Regions from separate parts of the Homo sapiens genome. Here region 1 is linked to region 2. Evidence: chromatin contacts called from ENCODE Hi-C or POLR2A ChIA-PET data. All regions are on one chromosome and are shown on one strand. The core of a region is the stretch at or near the end of the contact, and the rest is flanking DNA. Distances in the headings are between cores, read along the strand shown. Region 1 holds the start of RALA (RAS like proto-oncogene A). Region 2 holds the start of HERPUD2 (HERPUD family member 2).

Region 1 (5,070 bases), core at 2,223-4,722, 3.9 Mb before region 2:
TAAGCCTATTTAAAAGTGCATTTTAAAAAGTGCACAGGCTTAGGAGGGAAGAGAATTCTACCAGCACTGAATAGCAGCTAAACCCTTACAAGACTTCTGCCACTTTTAAGCCTCCATCTTAAACCCAGAGAAAATGATTAATGGTCTCAAACGGTTAAAAACAGACCAAGCACATCTCTGCTTCTTTTACCATTCTTTCTACTGTCCCCCATAGCTTCTCCCCCATTTCCATTAGTGAAAGAACGAACTAAAAAAAATGTGATTTCAAGGAAAGGTCACTACAAATAGATTTATGGTATTCCTCTCAAATAGGGACGATTCTGTTACTTTAAAAAGCACTAATCAAACACCAGAATTGAGTCCAAATACTTTACCGGGACACCCACGGGAAAAATGCCCAACCATTTTTCCATCATGGCACACATGGACGGTGATAACACTGTATTTGTAGGCACGCTGAAGATAAAAGAGAAGAATGGCTGCTGCTTGAGGCCACCTGGCCAGGACTGCTGGCAACCCCAGGCCACACTTGATGTCCAAGAGAGAGGAATCAGTATCTTCACCTTCCTGAAGCTCCAGTTCCAGCTCAGTCAGAACTGCCTTTTCCACAGCCATTTAGGATTAACTGCAATAATACTCAGTGCTCTCAGCAATTGTTACTTTCAAATCTAGGCTCTACTAAACACAAGCTAGGTGCCTAGCCTCTGGCAAATAACTTCAATTTACCTTAATAAAGTATGGGAAAACTACCTGTCTTGCAGAAGTGTTGTGGAGATTAGAAATAATTTAAGTAAAGCTCTTATCACAGTGCTCGGCAGGCAATCAACACATGAGAACTCTTATTACCAAGAGGGTTGCTGAATTAAAGAAGGAAAATCTAACCTCTGTATAGTGGTAATGTCACTGAGGTAAGAAATTGCTGGCTTCCCTCTCCTTAGTGTCTAAGAGTTAAAATATTTTATAAAACAATGAAAATCATAAACTGTCTCCTTCAAAATCATAGTCTTTTTCCTCATTAACATTCACAGCCTCTTATTCCAGTATTTTAAAAGTAATTGTCCTTGCCACTCATCTACTAAAGAATACAAATGCATATTACACTGATATGCATATCTACAAGAATTGACACTGGTACATGTATTTATGTTCTGTAGAAGCTAAGCTTGGAAAAACAGTGCAGGACCACCACCACATACTTGGAGAGGAGAGAAAACGTCAGCACTTTCTTCTTATTTGAACCTCCCTAATGTGAAAATAATCCAACCATCTACAGACAAAAATATTCCCTCACAAATGGTAGACAAGATTCTTTTCTATAATTAGCCCTTTCTTCCTTTGGAAAGCCCTGTGAAGAAAGTGTTGTAATGAAGTACTGCTTCAAAATAAATGATCCATATTATTGCACACTCAGCAAACACACTAGAGAACAGCATCTGGATCTTGGAAAATAAATGTAAAAGAGGCTATTGGTAAATCATGCCAAGGTCACATCAGGATTTCAGAGGATTGCGTGTATTCATGGGAAGAATGAACCACTATAAGCATTCTGGGAAGCACCACGTTATCCAAACAATGGTAACTCCTAATTTCCTCTTTTTCATTAAGATAGGGTACAGTTATCAACCCCAAACATAAACTTGATGTGTATCACCAGGCAGTCTCTTCCTACTAACTCTGAATATGCTCAAGTAGTAAGCATTTAACACTAGAATACAAGTTATAATGCCCAGCACAATTTTAATATAATTTTAACCTTTCAGAGGAGGATAGTTTTGGAAGGCAAAGAACTCTGACTGCTGAAGAATGAAACACGAAGTAAAGTCTGTAAGTGGCAAGAACCTAAAACAAAACAAACAGCCTAGCCCAACAAAAATAAGCAACTCCTGGATGGTGACTGTGAGATAACCTATACACTCATTCATTCAGTGCAGAAATGTGTGAACAGCTTCTATGTTCAAGGCATACTGCATAGAAACAGTCATAAGTAGGACATGGCTCCTGCCCTAAAGAAATCCAAGGTCAAAAAACGGTGTTGTCAGATAATACTTCACAATAATAGTGTATTATTTTAATACAGGAGTCGGTTTAGAATAATATTGTATTACCAGAGACAGAAAAACATGAGCTAATAAGACACACTGAAATACATTAATAAACATACTGTAAGAGTTTACCAATGAAATCTGTTATCCAATTTCTGGAATATGATTAAAGTTGCAATTTACTTTCTGGAAAAGAATTAACTTATGATACATGTTTTATAAAGGTTGTTCCCCCCCCACACCACACAATTTGTAAATTAGGTGCTTTTCAGCTTGACACGTAGGGCGTGGCACGGGACTTCTCACACTACCTCAGCCACACTTGGATGAGCTCTTACAAGTCTGGACATTCAGGTTTCCGAGCACAGGCCAGTTAACTCCCTAATTCTCCCTAAATCCTGAAACAACACTGCCACCCCTGTGTGCCGTCACCCCCGTCTACTTAAACACATATATCCAGGCTAAAGCATGCCAATCACATCTTCCACTTCTGGAAATCTTTCAGAAACGAACCACAGAGGAAACACCTCTCTCCCAAAATGTATTCTCTTCCTCATATTAGAAGCTAGATTACCTGAAAATGGGCTAAAGCTGTGCAAGCGCCCAAGGCCAGGTATTCAGTTCAGTGCGGAGAGTCTAATGACTTTAAGTCTGAAAAACCATTCCTTTAACTGGCAAAAAAAAAAAAAAACACAAACAAACAAAACAAACAAACAAAAAACCCTGGCGGAGATGCTTAAAAAGCAGCGGCTCTAGCACAGGCAAGGAGTGGAAAGAAAGGGAAGGAGGGGAGAGGGGTGGAGTGAGGCGCGGGGACTGCGGCGGCAGCGGGTTGCCCCAGGTCGCGGGCACCGCCCGGGCGGGAACTTGGGCGCCGTGGACGAAAGGTGCGGGGTGACCTTCGGACGAGGCCAACTGAGACCGGCTGCCGGGCGCAGGGGACCTCTCCGCAGCCGCTCACTCTCGGGGGCTCACTCGCCCCACAGCGGCGAACGCGGTGCCCCGGATTCCAGCCGGGCTCATCTCGCAGCTCGTCCCCGGGCAGAACGTGGGATGTGCAATCTCGGCAGCCCGAACCCGCGTCAGGGCCTCGGCCCGCCGCCGCCCGGACACACCCCCGCCGCCGCCCGGGTGGCCCCAGTCCCTCCCCGGGCGGCCCGAGCGGGCATCGCTCACCTGCACCGCGAGCCAGTCCGCCGCCCCGAGGGCTCCGGAAGCCGCGGCTGCGTGGCTCCGGCCGGAGGGTACTCGGTCCTTGTCGCCTGGAAGGCCCCGCGCCGGGAGCGGTCGAAGGAGGAGTCTGACGGGTGGCGGGGGAGCCTGGGCGGCTGGAGGAGGAGGAGGAGGAGGAGGAGAAGGAGGAGGAGGACTCCGACGCTTTGCTCTGGGGAGATCCACCCTCCTCCTGGCGGCTCTGCAGCAGCCGCCACAGATCACTTCCGGGGCGCTGGGGAGCGGGGCGGGGCAGCTGGGGAGCGACTTCCTGTCCGTGGGCTGAGAGGAGGGTGATCATGGGCCTGGGCCGCAGAACAGTGGCTCGGAGGGCGCAGGCTGCCCGGCCTCCGCCCCCTGCAAGCTGAGGGCTGTCCGCGCTGTCTTTCCGACGGCCCCACCCCCGGCTCTCTGAGCTCCGCGAGGTGAAGTCATCTCCCGGGGGCTCGGGAGTGGCCGCGGGCCTCGCGGAGGTTCCCGGATCTCGGCGTCGTTGCCGCGGTGTCCTTGTCTTTCTTTTGGGGACCAGGAGGGGGTTCTTGGGGGAAGGAGGGGAGAGCGGAGGCCGCCATCTTGCTTCTAGAGGGTCAGCTCATGTTCCCTGGGCGTCTCAGGGTTGAGGCCGCTCGTGTGGCGTGGCCGGGGGTATTCAGAGCGGAGCTGGCGACGTGGCTTGTCACGGGCCAAATCCCAGGAGGCGGGTCAGCCGCCTACCCTGGCTGGAGGGTCTCGTGGCTGCCCTGGGCCTCATCTAACTGCTGATCCCCTGGAGAATTCGCTTTCTCGGACGGTCTGCGAGTTCTTTCTGAGGGGTGTCGGACCCCCCTGCGACTCTGCAGGTGTCGGTGTGGCACTGAGATCATCTTGCGGCCCCATGGCACTGTGATTTGGTAGCTTGTGAGAAGTAGTTTCACTAAATCCGTAAATTTAAGTTAGCAGCTACAGATTCTTATGTCTTGACATTTATTCGCTTATCTCTCTTTGCTCCCCACAAATTGAGTACCAACTATATTCCTGGTATGAGCCATTCAAGGAATGTCCAGTCTAGTGGGCAGACATACATGAAAGCAAATCATTGCTATTGGAAGTATGGTTTATCAAGATGTACAGCGTGAAGAATGGATAGCTTTACTAACGTAGGTTAGAGTTTTAAAGATAAATAGGCATTTTCTACTACAAAAATAGGGGTGGGATGGCAAATCCGGATCCGAACAGAAAGGAGATGCAGCACGGGGACAAATAATTTGTTGAGAAGAATGAGTAATAATTACAGGTCTTGAAGTTCAAACTTAGGTTGCTGAAGAAGATGAGGCTGGAGAAGAAAACAGGAGCCAAATCACGAATCGTCTATGCCTTGGTGAGGCAATGAGTGGACAGATTACAATTTAAGCTATTCTTCTGTTGGTAGAGAACAGATAACTTGGGGGGGTGGAGGTGGGGGGGCAGAGAAGGATAAGCAGAGAGCCCACAAGGGGGCCATTGCAGAAGCCAGTAAGAGAAAACTTAAGGACCCTGTGTGAATGGTAGTGAGCATCCAAAGGAGATGGATTCCTAAAATATTCAAGAGGCCATATCAACTGGTAATTGGTTGCTAGGGGCAGCTGCCAGATAGGAGAATGGAAGAGGCAATGATGATGCCTTGTTTTGCTTTGAGGGAGGGGCAGGATAAGGGTGTATTTTACTAAATAAGATAAGGAAGAGTTAGGATGAGTCCTGGGAGGGGACATTTTTGCAGAAAAAAAATGAGTTCAGTTTTGGAGTTGATGAGTGAAGTAAGAGTGGTGCTGTCTAATGGTGGTTGCTATATGGGTCTAGA
Region 2 (5,613 bases), core at 1,014-3,513:
GCCCTTCCATCTATATGCTTTCTTAGAAGCCTCAGCAATAAGTTCAACATTCAACTCATTGGCTTGAAGTGTGTCAAATGGCTGCCCCTTGCTTCAAAGGAGTCTGAGAAAATAACTTTAGCTAGAATTAAAGTTCCATTAGAGTGCCTGGGTAGACAAAGAAGAGTCAGCTACAGAAGGCCAGTATCATAGCAAGTTGTTGCTCCATGACTGGAAACAAAGAAGACTTCACTCTTTACTTCAGATGCGCAGTTGATAGAGTACAGCTAAGATATGGTACGTGTTCTACCATGAAGAGCAAGAGCAAGGTGAGGGAGGGTACGGTGTAAGAGATCCTGCTGCATTAGCTGTTGAGAGGAAGAATTTCCTCCTGGTCACTATGTTACTGGGGGTCCTTGCTCCCCAAGTTCCCAAGATGGTGGCAGGTCGCTTCCAAGATGGTGACGGGCCACTTCCGAGATGGTGGCAAGTCTTGTGTTCTCTGACCTGGGGTTCTTGGCCTCATGGATTCCAAGGAATGGAATCTTGGGCCAAGCGGCGAGTGTTATAGCTCTATTAGAAGCTGTGGGTCATGGAAGAGAATCGTGGAACCCAGTGACTAGTGTTTAGCTAGATTAGGACGAACCTGGGCACTTAGCCCTGCAGGAACAAGGGCAAGCCTTTAGCCCGATCAGGAGCAGCAATGGGCGCCTCGCTGGATCCAGAGGGATGGAAGTCAGCTGTGGGTCTGTGACAGCGGCAGACAGCAGTGGTGGACGGTGAGCGAAAGCTCAGCTTGAGCTGTGACACACACGTACCAGAAAAGTGTGCAATTGCAAGATTTAATAGAGTGAAAACAGAGCTTCCATACAAAGGGAGGGGACCCAAAGAGGGTAGCCACCGCTGGCTTGAATGCCTGGGTTTATATCCTGATCATTGTCCCTCCTGTTGTGCTCTCAGGCGATAGATGATTGGCTACTTCTTTACCTCCTGTTTTTCCCTAATTAGCATTTTAGTGAGCTCTCTTTACTACCTGATTGGTCGGGTGTGAGCTAAATTGCAAGCCCCGTGTTTAAAGGTGGACGTGGTCAATTTCCCAGCTAGGCTTAGGGATTCTTAGCCAGCCTAGGAAATCCAACTAGTCCTGTCTCTCAGTACCCCCTCTCAACAGGAAAACCCAAGTGCTATTGGGGAGGTTTGACCACCGCTCTAACTGCTTCCTGCTGAATTGGGGCACAGTAGGGGTTGTGCAGTTGAGATTTCCTCCGTAGGGGTGCCTTGTCTCTCAACTAATTCAGTGGTGGCTACCTCGAAGCCCTTCTGAAGCTAAGAGGGAAAGAGACCAGCTCGCAAAGTCCCCTATGTTATCTACTCCTAAGTGGAAGCTGGGAGCTGTGAAAATGCACATCTAACAACCCTTAACTTACTATACCGACTTCTAAACCACAGTAGAAAATGAAGAAAAGTTCGGCTATGGGCAATAGACTCAACCTTTTGTTCTATGTCTAACCTATAAAATAGAAAAATAATACTGTCATCCCTCATCTCCCACCATACTGAACACGCATTAGGTGCTCAATGAATACTTGTCCATTTTAGTGAAGATTAAGAGGAATGAGACGGAAACTGACACTTGAGAGGCTGGCACACGCCAGAACTGCACCACACTTTGCACTCATAGCTCATTTACTCATCAGCTTGTGGTCAGGTAGGCATTACCGTCCCCATTAGAGAAGTCAACGGAGGCTCAGCAAGGACGGCCAGGGTCCCCCAGAAAGTAGAGGAGGACTTCAGGTTTAACCAAAAGCCTGTACTCTTTACACATGTACCCCATGCCTTCTCCACCAAAGCTCCTGGCACCGTGCTTTGCAGACAGACGACGCTCAACACATTTTGAGCAGAAGCGTGGTTCAGCACCAGGAAGGACACCAACTTTTGCAGAGACGACTCTTGGGATGGAGAAAGACTTCCCAAATCTTCAGGGTGCGGTCAAGACAGGGTAGGCTAGCGCCAGGGGAGCTAGTGGCTAGGCCCCAGGGCAGCTGGGGCCGAGGCCGAGCAAACGGCCAGGGGAGAGGCTCCCAGGAGCCCGATCTGCCGCTGGGCGACGCGAAGCCTGGCGGCTAGAGTCCCGGGCAGCCCGAGCACGGCGGGAAGGCGGCAGCAACAGGATCGGCAGGGATGGCGGGGACGGGGGAGGTCCATGTGCAGGGGCGTGCCGCCGGTGACGCACTTCCGCCCTGCCTGTTCCGGCTTAAAGGGGCCCCAGACAATCCTCGCAATAACAACAAAACCGGCGCGCCAGCGGTGGCGCAACGGCTCTCGTCCCCGCCCTCCTGCTACCTGTAGTCGCCTGGGCCGCCCCCGGCCCAGCCCTGCCTTGCCGCCACCCTGCGCTGTCCAGACTGAGGGGTCAGGCGGAGAGCCGGGCCGCGCCTTCGGTCAGCTTCTCTCCCTTTCACCCGCGCCTCCTCGCGAGACCCGGGGCTGGGCCGTGCCGGTCGCCGCGCAGCAGGAAGGGAGCGGCTGCCACGGAAAACGCCTGGCCGGACGGTGTGGCTGGCGGCCCTGCCTGGGCGCGGAGGGCGGCGGTGGCGGGCCCCGCGGCCTTCTCTCAGGTACCCCAGTGCCCGCTGACCGCCCTGAGCGGCCCAGCTGCTTCCCCGATCCGCACCGCGGGGCCGTGGCGTAGGGGCCTTGTTGCGTTCCAGCTTGGGGGTCGCGGTGGGGCGGGGCAGTGACCCCGGGCCGGCCGTTGTGCCCTCATCCCTCCCACCCTTCCTTCGTATAGCTTCCTTTCTCCTCACGACGGCCTCCACAGTCCGGAGCCCGGCGGAGCCCGGACCTGGCGGGGAGAGCTGCCTCCACGGCCGGGCACCCAGACCCCACCGTCGCAGTCGCCACCACCTCAGTCCATCCTTGGTACCGGCAATGGGCTTCGTATCCTCCAGTGCACTTGTAACTGACTTGGACACGGAATACTAAGAACTCACTTCTGTCCTCATCCCAGTCGCGCCGGCGGTGACCATCTCGGCTCTTTTGGGCTTAACTGCCGCTCCTCTGGACTCTGTCTGACTTTGGGGGCACCATGGACCAAAGTGGGATGGAGATTCCTGTGACCCTCATCATTAAAGCACCGAATCAGAAATACAGTGACCAGACTATTAGCTGCTTCTTGAACTGGACCGTGGGGAAACTAAAAACGCATCTATCTAACGTTTACCCTAGCAAACCAGTAAGTGTGTAAAAGCTGGGGGCAGCTGCTCTGACCAGCAGCTTTTCGTGCCGTGTACCCTCCTTTTTCCTGCTTCTCCCCTCCAGTCTTGAATCAAATAGGTCTCTTTTGGTAGACCGCGAGGTATTTTGAGTTCTGAGGTTGTGTCTCCTGAGTGTTCGAACCATCATTAATATTTTCCTGATGAGGTTCAGTTAATTAGTAAGAGGAAGCAGAAATATCAAGGGACTTAAGAATTGGCAGGCAAAGACCGGGCGCGGTGGCTCACACCTGTAATCCCAGCACTTTGGGAGGCCAAGGCGGGCGGATCACGAGGTCAGGAGTTCGAGACCAGCCTTACCAACATGGTGAAACCCTATGTCTACTGAAAATACAAAAATTAGCTGGGCGTGGTGGCGCATGCTTGTAATCCCAGCTACTCAGGAGGCTGAGGCAGGAGAATCGCTTGAACCCGGGAGGCGGAGGTTGCAGTGAGCCAAGATCGCACCACTGCCCTCCAGCCTGAGTGGCACAGTGAGACTCTGTCTCAAAGAATTGGCAGGCATGGAAAAGGGACTACTTTCTTTGGACTTAAAGTCATCAACCTAATATGCGAGTGAGAGATATATCCTTTCTTAAAAAAAAAAAAGATAAAGCACTACAACCCGTATCAGAGCTTTTATTGCTTATTACACTAAAATTCCATTTTACTTTCAACACTTGGCCCAGAAACTTAAACAGAAATTGAAGATTTTTTTTTCTTAGAAATAAGTATGTGTCCCCTATAAAAATTATACTTTCAAGGTTACTATATATGTTTCAAGGACCAAAGAATTATAAGTTGTAGATTCGTTTTCACCACAACCCCTTTCAACATTTTTCTCCTGTAGAGGATACATGGACATTAGTTTAAAAGAGAACTGCCCTCCACCCCACCACCATTTGGTGCATCCCTCTCATATGGCTTTTCCATTCTGTGTTCCATTCTGAATCATAACTGGATATTGCAGAGATAATAAATAAAATATAGACAGTACAGCTCCATCTGTCCCCAAAGTCAGATTTGAAAGGCCGTGGTTGGTAATCAAGGAGTCTTGGAATAGTTTAGAAAAGAAGTATACCGTCATGTAGAGTACTGTATATGAAAGTGAGGCTTTCGCATTCTCCACTGTATACATTTTTTATTCTTGAATAAGTAGTGTTTAATTACTAAAACTTTTGTTTAATAAAGAGGGTCGGATTTTAGGGTGGGAAATAACTTTTGGCATCAGGTACATTTAAGCATGGATCTGTTGGAAGGCAACTATGCTTTCTACACTTAACACTTGTTTTATGCACCTAAGTTAAGGAAGACACTTGATCTATATTACGATATTAATGAATTATGAGCATTTCAGTGTTGTAGTATTAAGTTTAGTTAGGCTTTTAGACTTGCAGAAGAACCACAGAAATAGGACGGTTATTGCAAAAACAGGAGGTTTAGAAAAACAACTCTTAATCGGCATTAGCTGTGTTTATCAGTACTTTGTGATACAAATATTTTTAGTAGGAGGGAAAAAAAACCCTGAGGAATTTAAGTACTTAAACTAGTTAGAGCCCCTGTTTATTCACATCTTTTGTTTGAAAGTTAAGATTTACACAGGGAGTAAGAATCTGTTTGAAAATACCTTGATTACAAAAGATTTCCTGTTGCATATGATTAGTTTCACACATTTTTGAAGTGGAAAATAGGTTTTTAGGATAGTCAATTGAAAGTCATAGACTTCCATAATACTGTTCATAGCAAATATATGCTCTGGTATGTACGTAGGCGAGATCTTTACATTGTACTATTAAACCAAAAGGGACCTAGTCTGCAGTTTATAGACTTTTTTCTAAAGCTTTTTTAAAAAAAAGTACCTGAGACGGGAGTGGGAAGCCTGTCTGCCTTATCTACCCATGAAGAGGCCTGCTTTTGGCAGGAGGTCTGCCTGTGCAGCACTGATCACTAGTGGAGGATGTCAGTGCCGCTGTGCATTAGTTAGCTGTCTGAGGATGAGATCTGTTACAGAACTCCTTCCCAAACTGCCTGCCTCCTGTAGCCACACTGGAGACACTTTTGGAGGCTAAACCAAATACTATGCAGCCTATTAATGATTAACATGGCAAACCTTTTTTTCTCCTTTGACAAGTTTTCTTTAAGTGAATTGTAATGTCTGACTTTCATTTCTAGGTTGAGTGGGTGGAGCTCTGGAGCGGTGGGGGTATGTGTGTTTATCGTCATAGAATTTCACTGAAAACTTTGTATAGTTACTAGATTTAGTAAGTTTACATTCTTATCACGTGAGAATTGATTTGAAGCATCACAGTTGTTGAGCAGCAGTTTAATGGTATCGCAAAGCCATAGGTAGTCCTCAGCATAGGAGTTGGAGTCCTAAAAG

Evidence for each region. Hi-C counts contacts between places; a loop is a spot of excess contacts on that map. ChIA-PET counts read pairs that join two places held with the same protein, here RNA polymerase II (POLR2A). Pooled maps may share reads with other maps.
Region 1: a pooled map shows a loop between it and region 2 (3-fold over the local background). The contact joins the promoter of RALA here to the promoter of HERPUD2 in region 2. A Hi-C loop is called at or near these places in 1 of 168 maps with a recorded cell type or tissue (heart right ventricle) and 2 of 50 pooled maps. POLR2A ChIA-PET finds 5 or more read pairs at or near these places in 1 of 52 experiments (naive thymus-derived CD8-positive, alpha-beta T cell).

What each region holds. Positions count from the first base shown.
Region 1 is chr7:39,621,974-39,627,043 of GRCh38, reverse strand. It overlaps RALA (RAS like proto-oncogene A), which reads right to left and starts at 3,472. Exons shown (of 5, transcript NM_005402.4): 1 at 3,219-3,472. It overlaps LOC107986785 (a long non-coding RNA gene), which reads left to right and starts at 3,567. Exons shown (of 2, transcript XR_001745175.2): 1 at 3,567-4,611. RefSeq lists silencers at 2,269-2,318, 2,913-3,422 and an enhancer at 2,749-3,596.
Region 2 is chr7:35,691,785-35,697,397 of GRCh38, reverse strand. It overlaps HERPUD2 (HERPUD family member 2), which reads left to right and starts at 2,263. Exons shown (of 9, transcript NM_022373.5): 1 at 2,263-2,597; 2 at 2,771-3,214. The coding sequence starts at 3,068. HERPUD2-AS1 (HERPUD2 antisense RNA 1) reads right to left here and starts at 2,192. Exons shown (of 1, transcript NR_136255.1): 1 at 1-2,192. RefSeq lists a silencer at 2,385-2,794 and an enhancer at 2,237-3,124.